Regions from separate parts of the Homo sapiens genome. Here region 1 is linked to region 2. Evidence: read pairs that join two places in POLR2A ChIA-PET (ENCODE). Cell type or tissue: PC-9. All regions are shown on one strand. Links, peaks and the distances in the headings refer to the core of each region. The heading gives the core; the rest is flanking DNA.

Evidence for each region. Peaks named below come from ENCODE experiments on the same cell type or tissue, not always from the same donor. Only the 100,000 strongest peaks of a DNase experiment are listed, where the experiment ranks them.
Region 1: POLR2A ChIA-PET joins it to region 2 with 7 read pairs; 2 of 35 experiments call an interaction of 5 or more read pairs at or near these places.

The regions. Positions count from the first base shown.
Region 1 is chr12:53,896,992-53,905,320 of GRCh38, forward strand. It overlaps LOC105378250 (a long non-coding RNA gene), which reads left to right. Exons shown (of 5, transcript NR_189099.1): 5 at 1-1,393. Among named protein-coding and RNA genes, the nearest start is that of HOXC13, 38 kb to the right of the region's middle. In PC-9, for the core only: no CTCF peak of the experiment used is centred there; no DNase peak of the experiment used is centred there.
Region 2 is chr12:53,969,074-53,977,355 of GRCh38, forward strand. HOXC11 (homeobox C11) reads left to right here and starts at 4,053. Exons shown (of 2, transcript NM_014212.4): 1 at 4,053-4,850; 2 at 6,108-8,282. The coding sequence starts at 4,169. The coding sequence ends at 6,340. It overlaps HOTAIR (HOX transcript antisense RNA), which reads right to left and starts at 5,881. Exons shown (of 7, transcript NR_186241.1): 1 at 5,825-5,881. RefSeq lists enhancers at 5,279-5,873, 6,204-6,353. In PC-9, for the core only: no CTCF peak of the experiment used is centred there; no DNase peak of the experiment used is centred there; H3K4me3 peaks cover 1,930 bases; H3K27ac peaks cover 989 bases.

The DNA.
Region 1 (8,329 bases), core at 134-8,133, 72 kb before region 2:
AAAGCATGTCATTAAGTCCCTACTCACCCCCTCCTTGACAAATAGCCCTGGAGGGAAATGAATATTAGCCAGAATCGTAGGGCCTCCACTTCAATGGAATGAACTGAGATTCAACAACAAGAGAAATGTTCCAACAGTGAGGGAAATCAACAATGTGCTGGGGGTGAAGGGTAGGGGTTGGGAAGGCCTAAACAGGTGACCATTGCCAGACAGCCCAGACAAGATCATCACAGAATAGCTGATTCCCATTAGACACTGTGGGTGATCATTATCTTAAAATTCAGGACACTATTTTTGTAGTAGTTTCCCTTCCTCTCTTTGTAAGAGCAGAAGACCTCTCTGGGGCCTATCACAAGACAAGCGGGTGTTTGCAAATGAGGGACGTACTTTGAGACTGAATTGCTCTGTGCTTCTCTAAAAGACATGGTTAAGAGTTTGGGCGCTGATGTTAGAGACTGAGATTAAAATCCTTCCTTGCCACTTCCATCAGTATAAATTTGGATAAGTTTCTTAACTTCTCTAAGCCTTGATTTTCTCACCTATAAAATGGGCCTAATAATAGTGCCTAACTTAGAGGTTTGTTGTAAAGGTTAAATGCAATTATTCAGGTAAAGCCTTAATGGAGCCTGATATGTAGTAAGCACTCAATCCATTTTATCTACTGACTCTTTTCTCTGTGTGGGTTACCCACTTTGGAGATTGTCCCCAGTAATTTCTTTGGTCAAGTCTTGATCTCCCTGGCCCCTTGGCTGTCTTCTCCCACCATGATCAGTGAGAAGTTGAGGAGCACTAATACCAAATTCTTTTTCATGTTAGTTAGGAGAAAGCAGAATTACGAAGGTCAACCTGCTGGTGTAAAAAAATATTACATAGATTAGCCCTGCTCTACATATTAGATATGTTCTCAAAATGCCTAAGTGGCCTTTTTTTTTTTTTTTAATTTAAGTTCTAGGGTACATGTGCACAACGTGCAGGTTTGTTACATGTGTATACATGTGCCATGTTGGTGTGTGGCACCCATTAACTTGTCATTTACATTAGGTATATCTCCTAATGCTATCCCTCCCACCCCCACCCCCTGGCAGGCCCTGGTGTGTGATGTTCCCCACCCTGTGTCCATGTGTTCTCGTTGTTCAATTCCCACCTATGAGTGAGAACACACGTGTTTGGGTTTTTGTCCTTGCGATACTTTGCCAAGAATGATGGTTTCCAGCTTCATCCATGTCCCTACAAAGGACATGAACTCATCATTTTTATGGCTGCATAGTATTCCATGGTGTATATGTGCCACATTTTCTTAATCCAGTCTATCATTGATGGACATTTGGGTTGGTTCCAAGTCTTTGCTATTATGAATAGTGCCACAATAAACGTATGTGTACCTGTGTCTTTATAACAGCATGATTTATAATCCTTTGGGTATGTGCCCAGTAATGGGATGGCTGGGTCAAATGGTATTTCTAGTTCTAGATCCTTGAGGAATTGCCTAAGTGGCCATGTTTATATTGGGTAATCTTTAAATGACTTTATTTGCAAGTCTGAGTAATATACTCATAGAAACAAGAATCACAGTTAAGGGAAGGGAAACTAATATTTGAGCTTGAGACACTTTCCATATCCAAGTCCAATTGAATCCTCCCAATCACCCAATAAAGAGATCTTATTATTCCCATTTTATATGTTAAACAACCAAAACTCAGAGAGGTTAATTAATACTCTCAAAATCACTCTTCTAGGGGTGGTGGAGCCTAAGTTTGAATGCAGCTCTGGCTCCCAAACCTGTCCATTTTCTACTATGTCATGCTCAAAGGCATATTCTGCTTTTGTCCATTGTCAGCCTATGTGCATTTAAGTTTCCCACACAAATTCAAGAAGAATTTTATCCATCAATTCACATGACCTTGAGTATTAATTTAGTTTAAAAATCTTTCCCCTTATGATTTAAAAAATATTCACTTTAAGAAATTATCTGCCATGTGCAGGATTATCATAGGATTAAAAAAAAAAAAGAAATTAGCAGCCGGTTGTGGTGGTTCATGCCTGTAATCCCAGCACTTTGGGAGACTGAGGTGGGAGCATTGCTTGAGGCCAGGAGTTCAAGACCAGCCTGGGTAGCATAGTGAGACTCTGCCTCTACAAAAAATTAAAAATTAGCCAAGCATGGTGACACACGCCTGTAGTCCCAGCTACTCAGGAGGCTGAGGCAAGAAGATTACTTGAGCCCAGAAGGTTGAGGCTGCAGTGAGCTATGACCACTACATTCCAATCTGGGTGAGGGGTGAGAGAAGAAAGAAAGATAAAGAAGGAAAGAAAGAAAGTAAGAAAGAGAAGGAAAAAGGAGAAGGAGGGAGGGAATGAAGGGAGGGAAGGGAAGAAGGAAGGAAGGGAAGGAGGAAGGGAAGGAAGGGAGGGAGGGAGGCAGAGAGGGAGGGAAGGAAGAAGGAAGGAAGGAGGGAGAGAATGAAGGAAGGAAGGGAAAAAGGAAGGGAAGCAGGAAGGGAAGGACGGAAGGAAAGAAGGAAGGAAGGGAGGGAGGAAAGGAGGGGAGGAGGGAAGGAAGGAAGGAAGGAAAGAAGGGAAAATTATCCACATTTACTTCCATTACTATGGTTTGTCAAAAGCTGACTGTTGAACCAGGTGCAGTTTCTCACACCTGTAATGACAACACTTTGGGAGGCCGAGATGGGAGGATCACTTGAGCCCAGGAGTTTGAGCTCTCGTCCTACAAAATATAAATAAAAATTAGCTAGGTGTGGTGGTGTGCTCCTGTGGTCCCAGCTACTCGAGAGGCTGAAGCTGGAAGATCTCTTGAGTCTAGGAGTTCGAGGCTGCAGCAAGCAATGACCATGCCACTGCACTTCAGCCTGGGTGACAGAGTGAGACCATGTCTCAAAAAAAAAAAAAAAAAAAGCTGACTGTTGCCAGATAATAAAGTACATAATATATGATTCTAGAAAATGCAAGCTATTCCACGGCGACAGAAATCAGATCATTGGTTGCCTGGGCAGGGGTGAGGGCTGGAGGAGAAGATGGCAAAGAAACTTCTGCGGATGATGGATACATTTATTATCTTGAATGTAATGATGGTTTTACAAATGTACACTTATGTCAAAATTTATTAAAACTTTTAAAAGCTGACTGCATATTAGTCATCTACACACAGAAGAAGTAATGCTACATTAAAAGTAAAAACAGAGCACGGATTTCCCTGCAGCTCATTGTATATATACATACTGCCTTCTACCTACCAAGAGGGAAGCTGCTCCCCTAGACTGTGAGCTTTCCAATGGGAAAGGTTGTGTTTTGCTTGTCCTTGAGTCCCTAGCATCTAGTGTAGTGCCTATTACATCGGTTCTCAATAAATGTTGAATTGAACTAGATGTTTCTTTGAGAGTTTACACTGATTCCATAGAGCTCAAATGTGTAAGCAGCTTACTAAATATTAAGCAGATTTCCTGAACTGGCCAGAAGCTTTTGTAGATGTTTCAGTGCTCAGGGGTTCTAATTTTGCATGTAACCATAAAAATGGGAAGAAATGACACTGATCTGCTAAATTGAGTTGTTTTGCTGTCAACCAACTTTGTGAGTCTCCAGGTCTACTTGCAAGAAAGAGTTTCTGAGAGACCTGATGATAGATAAGACAAACATCTAGAGAACAGAAAGTGTTTTTAAGATGAGCAGTTGCAGATTGCAAGTGTGGCTTAAAATTGCAATCTTGTTAATATATGTAAATAAGAAAGTACATGTACTAAGGTATTCTCACACCTCACGTCTCCTATTCACCCTCAATAGGTCAGATTTTCTCTTACATCTCCCCCCGAATTACAGCCATCTGATGCTAACTCCCTTAACTTCTCTTCCCTTGGCCCCTAAACTTTATTATAAGCACCCAGCCTTCCCTCCACATCTCTTATACTAATTAGAGAAAGACGTAGCCTTACTTTTAGGTCAACCTCTCCACCTCTGTTCAAACACCATATTCTTCTTTCTCCTGTCCTTGGCCCATATTCTCATTTCCTCACCCAGAGTAAGTTCTCCTTGAGTCTCTTTTCCCTAAAACTTCAATTCTCTTTTATTCTTCAACCCATCATCTTTCCAGAGCATTCCTCCTCTCAGTTTCAGACTCACCATTCGCCCAGTCTCTCAGGCTAAAAACTTCGCAATTATCCTCAACTCCCTGTCTTCCTTATCAAATTAATCACTCAGGCCAATTGAATTGCATTTCAGAAATATCTCTTGAATACATTTATTCTTTGTCTCCTCTTTGCCTTGCTTTGGCTCAAATTTTGATAGCCATTTCCCTGAACTATTGCAATAGCCACCATATACTTCTTTCTACCAGATGTCTTTTCTTTTCCAGGTCAACTTCTACATCAACACCACCACCTGAATTATTTTTCAAATAATGAATCTGATTGGTTTACTTCTCTGCTCAAACTTTGGCTCTGCATTGCTGATCAAATAGAGACCAAGCTCTTGGGCGTGGCACTAACTGCCCATCAATCCTACTTTGCATTGCTTACCCTAGGCTGCTGCCACATTGAGCTTCCTGCTGTCCCATGCCCTGGGATGCCACAAGCCTCTTCATATGTCGGTTCTTCTGTCTGGAATGCCTTTCTCGTTCTCCTCCCGAGAAATTCCTACCTGGTCTTCAATGTTGCCTAAACAGCACCACTTCTGAGAAGTCAACATTGATGTGTTGCTCTCTGAAGAGTTAGATGCCCCCTCTTCTGTGTGCCAATAGCACACAGAATAATGTTTTATATTTCCATTTTAACGCTTATGTTGTTTTAAAGATTTTTGAAAAAAAATCTCTCATTCTTTACTGCTACTCTACAAACTAAACTCCTTGAGGACAGGAATCAAATTTTATTTGTCTTTGTATCCCCTATATCCAGGGCAGTGATGGACATGTAGTAGAGACATTTATTGAGTGAGTGATGGAAGCAGCAGCAGTTTTCTCCTGAGCAGTTCCAGGCAGTGGGTGTGAAGTTAGCAATACTTTTTTAAAAACTATGCAAGAGAAAGTACATTAAGTGAATAGGCTACTCTGGCAGGGTAATATACCCCAAAGACAAGTACAAATGATATTTACTTTTTTCTTATTATTTGGATCAACTGATACTGTAGATTACTATTTGGGTGAACTCTGTCTCTTCTTCCTTCCTGTAATATTGATCTAATTGAGAATATAAGTCCTGCTCTTAGATTACCCACACCATTGTGCCCCTTGCCCAGCATAAACGGTTGGGAGTTACCTATAATTGCTGTCTCATTCTGGGATAACCAATTTGGGTGCTATATCCCGGACAATTGTGGGTCATACATAACAGAACTTGGTATGGGTTCTCCAAAATTTTCCCTGGCTGAAATATTTATTTTAAGTGTTTGCTGTTTTCACCTTCAAACTCTGGAAACTTTTTCTTTCCATTTTGTTCACTCCTATATCTCAAGCAATTGTAACAGTGACTGATACATAGTCGGTACTTGATAAATGGTTTTCGAATGAGTGAAAGCATTTTTATTATCTTCAGATATTTCATACATATAAAATAATATATATAACTTAAATATAAGATGAAATAATTAGGACATATACCCATGTCCTACCACACAGCTTAAGAGATAGATTATTGTTAATATTGGTGAAGCCTGTTTGGTGTCCCTATCTGATTATATCTCTTTTCATTCCCTTTGGAGGAAACCTCCACTCCAGATTTTGCATTTATCATTCATCGCATTTCATTACATTTTGGCTACATATAGATTCTTTACAATATATTATTTAGTTTCTGATGTGTTTTACTGTGTGTAAAAGTTCTGTCATAATATATGAATTATGTGGCAACCTGCTTTTTTCTCTCAACATTATGTTATGATACTCATCCCTATTGCTGGATATAGCTTTATTTCATTTTTACTGCTGTATTATACTTAAATAAATAAACACACCACAATTTGTTTGGCCATTCTCCTGTCAATAGTTAGTCCAGTTGTTTTTAGGTCTTTGTTTTTTATAAACGATACTGTTATAAATATTGTTGTACATGTCTCTAGAAATATATTTACAAAATTTTCTCTAGAATACATATTTAAGAACTTCTGGACACAGATAACTTTATACTCAGTAGTGAAACATTGAAAGCTTTCTCTCTAAAAGCAGGAACAAAGCAAGGATGCCTGCTCTTGCCACTTCTATTCAACATAGCCCTGGAATTCCTGGCCAGAGCAGTCAAGCTAAAAAAATAAATAAATAAATTAAAGGTCAAATGATCTTTGACAAAAGTGCCAAGACACATAAAGGTGAAAGGATTATCTCTTCAACAAATGGAGTTGAGAAAACTGAATGAGAAAGAATGAAACTGGACCATTACCTAAGGCCCTGTAGAAAAATTAACTCAAATTGTGTTAGAGACCCAAACATAAGACCGAAAACTATAAGACTTGCCAAAAAAATAGGAGAAAAGCTGCATGACATTAGATTTGACATGATTTCTTGGACATGACATAAAAGTACAGGCAACAGAAGCAAAAATAGGCAATTGAAACTACATCAAACTTAAAAACTTCTGCACAGCAAAGGAAACAATCAACAGAGTGAAAAAGCAACCTATGGAATAGGAGAAAATATTTGCAAGCCATATGTCTGATAAGGGGTTAATATCCAGAATATATAAAGAAGTCCTACAACTCACAAACAACACAAAATATAATTTATTAGAAAATGGGCAAAGGACTTGAATAGATATTTCTTCAAAGAAGATACACAAGTGGCCAAGAAGTATATGAAGAGATGCTTTACATCACTAATCATTGGGGAAATGCAAATCAAAGCCACAAGGAGATCCTGGACAATTGTGGGTCATACCTAACAGCACTTGGTATGGGTTTTCTAAAATTTTCCCTGTGTGAAATATTTATTTTAAGCATTTCCTGTTTTCATCTTCAAACTCCAGAAACTTTTTTTCTTTCTGTTTTGTTTACTCTTCTTTTCTGTTTTGTTCACCACCTCACATGTTAGGATAGTCATTATTTTAAAAATTAAAAAATAACAAGTGTTGGTTAGGATGTGGAGAACTGTAACCCTTGTGTACTGTTGGCAAGGGTGTAACATGATGCAGCTGCCTTGGAAAACAGGATTGAGGTTTCTCAAAAAAATAAAAATATAGCGCTGGTGTGGTGGCTCACGTCTATAATTTCAGCAGTTTGGGAGGCCAAGGTGGGCGGATCACCTGAGGTCAGGAGTTTCAGACCAGCCTGCCCAATATGGCGAAACCCTGTCTCTATTAAAAATATAAAAAATTAGCCAGTTATGGTAGTGGGCACCTGTAATCCCAGCTACTCGGGAGGCTGAGGCAGGAGAATCGCTTGAACTCGGAAGGTGGAGTTTGCAGTGAGCTAAGATTGTGCCACTGCACTCCAGCCTGGGTGACAAGAGGGAAACTCCATCTCCCAAAAAAAAAAAAAAAAAAAAAAAAAAAAAAAAAAATTGGCACTTTGGGAGGCCAAGATGGGCAGATCATGAGGTCAGGAGATCGAGACCATCCTGGCTAACATGGTGAAACCCTGTCTGTACTAAAAATCCAAAAAAAAAAAAAAAAAAAAAAAAAATTAGCCGGGCCTGGGGGGGGCACCTGTAGTCCCAGCTACTCGGGAGGTTGAGGCAAGAGAATGGCGTGAACCTGGGAGGTGGAGCTTGCAGTGAGCCGAGATGGTGCCACTGCATTCCAGCCTGGGCGACAGAGTGAGACTATGTCTCAAAAAATAATAATAATAAAAAAATAAAAATTAAAATATAATTACCATATGATCTAGCAATCCCACTTTTAGGTATTTATCCGAAAGAATTGAAAATAGGGTCTCAGAGATATTTGTAGTTGTGTTCATTGCAGTATTACTCACAATAATCAAGAGGTAAAACCAACCTAAATGTCCACAAACTGATAAATGGACTTAAAAATGTGGTGTATTATCCAGCCTTAAAAAAAAAAAAAAGGAAATCTTGTCATATGCTACAATACGGATGAACCTTGAAGATATTATGTTAAGTGAAATAAGCCAGTCACAAAAAGACAAATCCTGTGTAATTCCACTTTTATAAGATATCTAAAATAGCCAAACTCTTAGAAACAGAAAGTAGAATTGTTGCTAAGGGCCGTGGGGAGGGCGAAAAGGATTGCTTGTTCAATGCATATAGAGTTTCAGCTTTGCAAATTGAAAAAGGTCTAGAGATCTATAGCACAACAATGTACATACAGTTAACACTACTGTACTATATACTTAAAGTTAAAATGATAAATTTTAAGTTATGTGGTTTTGATCACAATTT
Region 2 (8,282 bases), core at 283-8,282:
ACCCGCCTCTGCTCTGTGGTGAGGCGGGAGATCTGGGTGGCCCAACAGGGCAATCCCACCCAGAAAAGGTATTTTCTGTGCCACTACAACTGGCTTAGGAAACTGAAGCCCAATAGCAGCGGCTCCATTTCCAGCCTGCTTTTAAGACATTTCCTTCATTTTGGAGCATTTGGTGAGGGGGCCAGTGAAACCGGCTCGTAAAATAGGGCTTTTATGGGAAGAAATAGGGTCGGGTTGCTAGCATCCTGGGACAATCTCTCCACAGAGGAAGCTGGGTGGGGCCTGTGGGGGCAAAGGAGCTGTCCTTCTCCCTCCCCACTACCTCCTCCATAGGTCCCAGGAACCTCTGAGCAGCGTCCACCAGCTTAGGTGGCCTGACTTGGGGACTCAGGCTTGGGGCAATGGCCAAGTCTGAGAAGAGGTGGAAGCCAGGAACTAGCAGTCCCACCCGCTTCTTGTTCCCTGGCTGGGGCTGGGGTGTCCCGGGTGCAAGATAAACCACTGACCTGAAAATCCCAAAGCATACTAAAGGGATTATTGCAGGCAGTGATATTACTGTAAGGGAGAGAAATATAGGCAAGAAGGTGAAAGCCAATTTCTAATGAAGTCTCCTTGCTGGCCCAGCCTGTGAACAAACGAGAGCGTCCATGTGTGGGACTCTCTCCGCTTATCTTTTTATTGACTCCACACAGGCTGAATTTACAATCCAAGCCCACTGGAGCATATGTGGGCCCCATTTCTTCTTTCAGCATTTTCCTCCCCAGTTCATGGTCTGTGGGATGGGCTCCTTTCCCTACCACGATCTGCTCTCTAGAACCCAGAGCAGTGGAGGAGGTAGACAAGCTAACAGGAGGCCCCAACGCTGTGTGCGGGAGTTTGCTCTGGGAGCCGCCCAGGGTAGAATTTAGGAGACACTGTCCCCTTCTTAAGCTGCCCCTGTTGTCCGTGTGTTGGAGGGAAGGGTGCTGGAGTCTGCCTTAACTTTGGTCCAGCTACCTGGACAGCTGCCCAGACCGCAGCCGCCTGCTAGCAGCCAGGCTGGCTGATGGCGCTGACTGAGGACACCAAGAGCCAGTGGGGAGGGCCGGATGGCCCTGCTGCAGAGAATTTCAGGTGAAGGCCAGGACTCAAAGCAGATGGAGGGGTCACAGGCACCCACCAGATAAGATACAAATAAGCCACCTGGAGCGGGCTTGACAAGGAAGGGATTGGGGGCCAGGGATGGCTCCTGTACAGGGAGGTATTGATGCTGTGGCCAGAATCCACAGGCTGAGAGGGTGCAGCCTAGGGCAAACATCTCAGCTGAAGCGTCCAGGTAGCCTGGACCCAGGGCTGGGCAGGGAGGCTACTCCAGACCATGGGCATTTTTGCCAGTAAATGTCTAGCTGACCTCAGTGGCCAGGGCCTTCTTTCCTTGACCGTAGCAGCAACTGACAGTTGCTAGAGGTTTTTTGATTTGTTGAAAAACTAAGCCATATCAACACTAGAGAACATTTTAAACTTTATGCCTTACTTTTAAGGGGAGGAATATTACTTTCCAGAAGTCTCTGTTGGGAGACCCCAGCGTTTCCTAGACATCAACTCTTTGACATTCTTTCTTGCATTTCTTTTTTGTTTCAAGGAAATAGGGCCGCCAGCAGCTCCTTGTTGCCGCCTGGCTCACTTTTATGGTGGCCCAGGAATAAACTTTGGTGGTCAAATTCAAGTGCTCAGTCCAGCAGCTGTCTCCTCACAGGATACAGCCCCTACCCCCATCTCAGTCCTGGCTTTGCTGAATCTGCCTTGGGGGATTGGGCCCCACATCACCCTGGAGGGCCAGGAGGGGGAAGGAAGCAGAGCCTTGGGTGGAAGTGGAGAAAGCGGGATCTGAGACTCGAGCCCTCATCCACACCTCTGCAAGGATAGGGGTACCTCTCGCTTCCCTCTTGCTGGTTCCTATCACTGTTTGGGCAGCATTTTGCCTTCAATAAACTCGAGTTTAATGAGGTCAGTGTGAACCCCATTAAAAGCCATAGTCCATAGTTCCCCACCACTATAATTAAAAATGCTGGCCCCATCTCACTCTATAAAAAGGGCTAGAGGAAAAAGGAAACACAGCAGATTTTTCTTTTCATGGCCCCTTACCAACAGAAGTCTCACACTTCAGCAAAGCCCCAATCTAGTTCTTCTTTGCTTCAGTTTAAGATCTGACCAGAACTAAAGGAGTAGCGCCCAGCATTGAGTGCGTAGAGGGGCACCTGAGACCTATCCCTGAGTATTCCAGAACCACCCTGAGAATGGGACCCATGGTGGAGGCAGACTCCACTCAGGTGTCACTTAAATGCTGAGCAAGTTTGAGGAGGCAGGAGCATTGAGGAGGAATGGATTTTAGGGGTTACATATGGAGACAAGCTACAATTTTTTGTGTCCTCCTTATCTGGTTTGGGAGCCGCAGCACCTTATCATGTTTCATCAAGACAAATCCATTCTAATTTCTTTAAGTGGAAACTAATTTTAACTGAGGGTTATGGATGTAAAGAGAGTTCGGGCTATTTTTTGTTTTCCCCTGAGTGTGCATTGGGCTGAGCCCTTGGGGGCTTCGGTTCTTCCCCTCCTTCCCAAACAAATTGTGCCCTGGCAGCTCCTCTTTGGATCCAAGGTTGCTTTCAGCTCATGCTGGTTGCTTTTGGCCCCTTGGACCCAGTCCAGAACCTTTCAATAAAGTGATTTTCAGATGCCCACATGTGTCCTGTGGTGCTCAGAGGGATGGAAGGCAAGGGGTTGGGGATGCAGAATGACTGAGCCTACTTCTTGGGCTACAGCTATCCAGGAGGCTGACAGACTTGTAGGAGGGCAGGACAGGGCTGAGAAATAGGAAGGAGGCACTAAGATCTGGTCACAGCCCCAGGGACAGAGGCTGGGGGCTTTGACTAGGGAGTGGCCGCTGGGCCTCCCCTGATGCCACAGCATCCACCGCTCCTTTCCACTGTCTGGTTAGTCTCTTCTGGAGACCCATACCTGGCCCCACCACCCACCTTACAGTCCTCAAAATCATCCAAGGATAAGAACCCCAAACCTAGTCCCCCCCACCATATTCTTCCTGGACCCCTACACTAGGCTTCTTTTCAGCGCACTAGCTGAGGCTGAGCCACTAAGCCAAAGGGCCCTGACATAGAAGATACATGGCTCTCATTCCAATCCTTTTCTTTGGGGTTTGGGATTTGAAAATCCACAGTGGATGTAGCTTTCTTCACATTGATTGACAATAAAGGCAGGCATGAAATATTCACCCAGGGCCACTCTCTCATACTAAATATTTAACACAACATTAGAGAAGGTTTTTCCCAGACTTCGCCAGGCACCGGCTGGGCGGCTGGCGCACTGCTCACCACTCGTTTATGACTAATCTGACTCCCTAGCCAGGGGCAGCACAGCAAGCCAGACAAAGTTGGGACACTGGCTTGCAGCTGGGCTGCCTCACCTTTGGGAAACTTCAGATACTCTTCCGGGAGTCTCTCTAAGGACTCCAGAAAGGTAGTCTTGACACCCAGCTCTGGCCAGGAAAAGAGTGGACTTCTTCAAACTCTTGTGAACAGGCGGTGTCTCTGCGGGTTGGAAGGGTAAGAGTCCCTGAGATTTAAGGGAAAGGATTCACTTCTCTGGGGAAATCAGGCAGTGGGGAAAGAAGTCCTCACTCCCACCCTCCTGGTGCTGCTCACAGAGAGGAGGCAAGACCCCCATACATGAGAGCCCTCCTCCTTCCCCCAATCCTGGGGGAAAAAAGAGCAGCAGCTAGAAAAAAATACAATTACCCCTTCCCAGCCACCACCCTCGCCCATCCCACCGCCCACCCCACCCCAACCCTCTCTCTCCTCCTTTGCTCGTGCTGTGGTATGGAGAGAAGGGGAGTGACGAGAGAAAAACGAATACAAATCTGCAATTGATTTTCATAATGTTTCTGCGGTGTTTGCAAACCAATCGCCTGAACGTCCCCGATCTTACCTAAGAGAGAACCCCTCCTACGTCTGCGAAGTGCTCCGAACTGATATATGACAATATCTACTTTGGATCACGTGCTCAGAGAGAGAGAGACTAAGACGGATAACGCGTCATCTCGCCTTCCCAAATTTTCCCCCCTCGCTAGACCGGGTCCAAAACCTCCATCCGGAGCCGGCAGGAGAGGAGAACGATGTTTAACTCGGTCAACCTGGGCAACTTCTGCTCTCCGTCGCGCAAGGAGAGGGGCGCAGATTTCGGCGAGCGAGGGAGCTGCGCCTCCAACCTCTATCTGCCCAGTTGCACTTACTACATGCCCGAGTTCTCCACGGTCTCCTCCTTCCTGCCCCAGGCCCCCTCTCGTCAGATCTCCTATCCCTACTCGGCCCAAGTGCCCCCGGTCCGGGAGGTCTCCTACGGCCTGGAGCCATCCGGCAAGTGGCACCATCGGAACAGCTACTCCTCCTGCTATGCGGCGGCCGACGAGCTTATGCACCGGGAGTGCCTGCCTCCTTCCACCGTCACCGAGATCCTCATGAAAAACGAAGGCTCCTACGGCGGCCACCACCACCCCAGCGCCCCGCACGCAACCCCCGCCGGCTTCTACTCCTCAGTCAACAAGAACAGCGTCCTGCCTCAAGCCTTCGACCGTTTCTTCGACAACGCCTACTGCGGTGGCGGCGACCCGCCCGCCGAGCCCCCCTGCTCCGGCAAGGGCGAGGCCAAGGGGGAGCCCGAGGCACCCCCGGCCTCGGGACTGGCGTCCCGGGCTGAGGCGGGTGCCGAGGCGGAGGCTGAGGAGGAGAACACAAATCCCAGCTCGTCCGGTTCAGCCCACTCCGTGGCCAAGGAGCCGGCCAAAGGAGCCGCCCCCAGTAGGTAGCAGCGGCCGGGGAACGGGCGGGCAGCGAGGGAGGGAGCGAGAGAGGGAGGGCGAGAGAAGGGGGGAGGCAAGGGGAGCGGGGACGGCCTCGTGTTTTGGGTCAGTCCGATTTTATGTGGAGTTTTATAAGCATTCAAAGGATTTTATTATAACCTACAAAGCCCTCTCTCCCAACGACTCGACTTTTTACGATGGAGAAGGGGTGGGGAGGGAGGGAAAAGGGCTCTTTGGAAAAGCCGGGTGAACCCCCCTCCCCCGTTATCTCCCTCGGTCTGTGAAATTTTTAAAAGCGCAACCATTGCGGGCGATATTAACTTTGATCGTGAACTTAGAGGAGCATTTAAGGAAGTATGGGGAGCCGGGCTGCCGAGGAGTGGGGAGGAGGGGAGGGGTGGAGGGGGAGAAAGGGGAGGGCGAGGGAAAGACAGGGAGAGATCCAGAGAGGGGGAGAGGTGGGGGAGAGGAGCAATGGAGCAGAACCTGAGACCGGAGAGGCAAGCCAGGACCGCTATGATCCTTCTTAAAACTAGTTTTGAAAATGTTCAAACTATGTGTTCGCGGGTCCTCGAGCAGAAACCCAAGCAACTCTGGGGTCAGCGGCGACAGGGGAATGGGGCGAGGCGGCGCAGGACTCCACTGCGTTCCAGGCGGGGGTCTGGGCGTTTCTCCCGGGTCCGCGGCCTTAGTGCTTGCCTAGAACTGCGGTGTGGAAGGCGCTGCCCCGCGGGCTTCCCGGGGCGCCAGGGCCCCGGAAGCGGCTCTCTGGTGTCTCGGTGCCTGCTGGCCGGCTTCCTCCCCGCCTCCCGACTGCTCTCGCCAGATTTCACTGCTTCGCGCCTGTTCTCAGCTTTCCCCCCAGATTTCTGGGGGAGGGGTTGGGCTTTCCGAACCACTAGGAGGGCGGCCCAGGAAGGGCCCGAGGGCGGAGGGGGAGCAGACAGGGGGCCCGAGGGGACGCACGTGTACCTGGAGGGCTTTCCTTCTGTCCCAGACCCTGTCAGCCGCGGCTCTCGCCTGAGAACTGGGGACGGGGTGGCGCAGTGGCGGGGGGGTGGGGACCCGCTAGACCTGGCAGGGGGTCGAGGCTTGCCCGGGTGCTGCGGCTGCAGGAGAGCCAGCCGCCTGGCGGGAGGGCTGCCCGCGGTGGGCTAGGAGAAGGGCCGCTGAGCGCTCAGCGGGCTGGGGTCGCCCGGGTCTCACGTGTCTCTCTCCCCCCTCTCCTCGCACTTGCCCCCTCCCCTCCCTCCAGACGCCCCCCGCACCCGCAAGAAGCGCTGCCCTTATTCGAAATTCCAGATCCGGGAACTGGAGCGAGAGTTTTTCTTCAACGTGTATATCAACAAAGAGAAGCGGCTGCAGCTGTCCCGGATGCTGAACCTGACGGACCGACAAGTGAAAATTTGGTTTCAGAACAGAAGGATGAAAGAAAAGAAACTGAGCAGAGACCGGCTGCAGTATTTCTCGGGAAATCCTCTGCTGTAACCTGCAGACCGGGCCCTTTTGGGGGCGGGGGGAGGGGAAAATTATTTTATTTTATTTTTATTTTTTATTTTCTAACTCGTCTTCTTTCCGCCGGTGGAAAACTGGACTGTGGCCAGGGCTGGCCCCCACCGCTGTGGCCGGCACTCCATTCCGGAACCTCCTGGACCCTCTATCTGACTCTCGCTGTGGGACAGGGACCGGGCCTGGAAAGGGGGTGAAGGGAAGTGTCTGATGCACGGCGAGTGAACACCGTTGGCGCCGAGGCCAAGACTTTGATTTAAAAGAAAACACACCTCGGCGACAATGTCTTGCTGCTCGGATTAGGTGGGGGAGGGGCGACAGTAGTGAGCGCCTGAGCCGAACAATCCTCGAACTAAAAGCCTTCCCTTGCCCATGTGAAAAGATCCGCTAAGACAGCATGTCTGCCAGCGGAAACTTCTCGAGCTCCCCCCTCTACCCCGCCCCACCTTGCAGCTAAATGTGATCCTGCCTTGCTGTGAAATTTCTGTACCTTCAACCTGGTGTTAGGTGTGCAAAGTCCGTGTCCTACCTCCGTCTTCGCCAAGGCCCCGCCCGAGCCTAGTTGTTCTCCCCCTGAATGTGTAGAACCTTCCTTTGAAATTTCTTAATCGGTGCATTGAGGTTTCCACATCTTTTTCCAAGCAGTGCCCCACTTCATGGATTTATAGCTATAGTCTATGCAGTCGTTACCTCTTTTTTTTTTTTTTTTAAGAAAATTGAAGATTGGGGTGGTGGAGGCAGTAGGGAGATGGGATTGGGCACCTCCCCCGTGCTGGGGCCTGGATTTTTGTAAATAAATTTCCCAAGCGTTTCTTTCCACCTGGAGGGAAAGGGGGGGACGCCCCCAGTGAGATTCAAATCACGCATCTCTACTCCTCTGCGTGAGTGCGTGTGTACATGTGCACTCCCCACCCTGCTCCCTTCCCAGAGGGATTGCTGTGAAATTTTTTTGGTGGCAAATAAAGATAAATTTCATTCTGTTCAATATTATGATTTTATTTGACCCTTTTATTAACCCCTCTCCTCTTAAAATCCTCCATGCTCCCATGGCAGCGGCGGAGGAGGAGGAGGCAGGCAGGCAGAGCCCAGCGGGTGAGGACAGGCAGGCAGAGGTGAGATAGGCCGGTGCTAGCCGGCCTGGAGCTCCTCTCCGCTGGCAGGGCCAAGAGTATGGCCGTAGTCTCCTCACATTCTCAAGCTGAGGACATTCCATAGCTACTCTGAAGCTCTCCTTTCTCACGTGCAGCTCGAGCTGTGTCCAAACGCCCAGCAACGGCTTTCTGTTTAAGTACACGTTTGTTGTGGAGTTAATTGTAACCATCATCGAATTTAAATTTATAGGAATTTTTTTGGCTCCACCGCCCTTCTGCCAGATGTCTCCGTCTGTCGCAGTTAAATGTGTAGTGTGGAGGTTAGGGCTTTTTTTTTTTTTTCTCTAGGAGAAATCTGTATTGGAATTTTTATACACTGTTTTTAAGGAAGGAGGGGACAGAAGGAGAAACCAGCCCCCTCCCTCTCCTCTCCACAGCTCCTGGGGGTGGGAAGGTGGGGCCTGGCTGCTTTCCCTCTGGCACAAATGGCCAGGCTCTTCCAGACACAACAAGACGCCTATACTGGGGCCACCCTGATGTTTATACATTGGGTGTCCCACAGTAGAAAGCCCCAGAGGTTTGTTTTGTAGGGGTTGGCACTGGGGATGGAGATGACCTGCGGGGACAGTCACCATACCCATCTATATTTGCTGCATGTTTCTTCTGTATAAAGATAATCATGGCCCTTGCAGTGCTTTCAGTGAGGGCACTTCGTTGGTCTCTGTTTCAAATTCGTTATTTGGGGGCAGAGGTTCAGGACAACTCATCTCATCTTTCCCTCCTCTTTCTGTCTTTGTATAATTCAAAGAAAATATTTTTGTCAATACAAT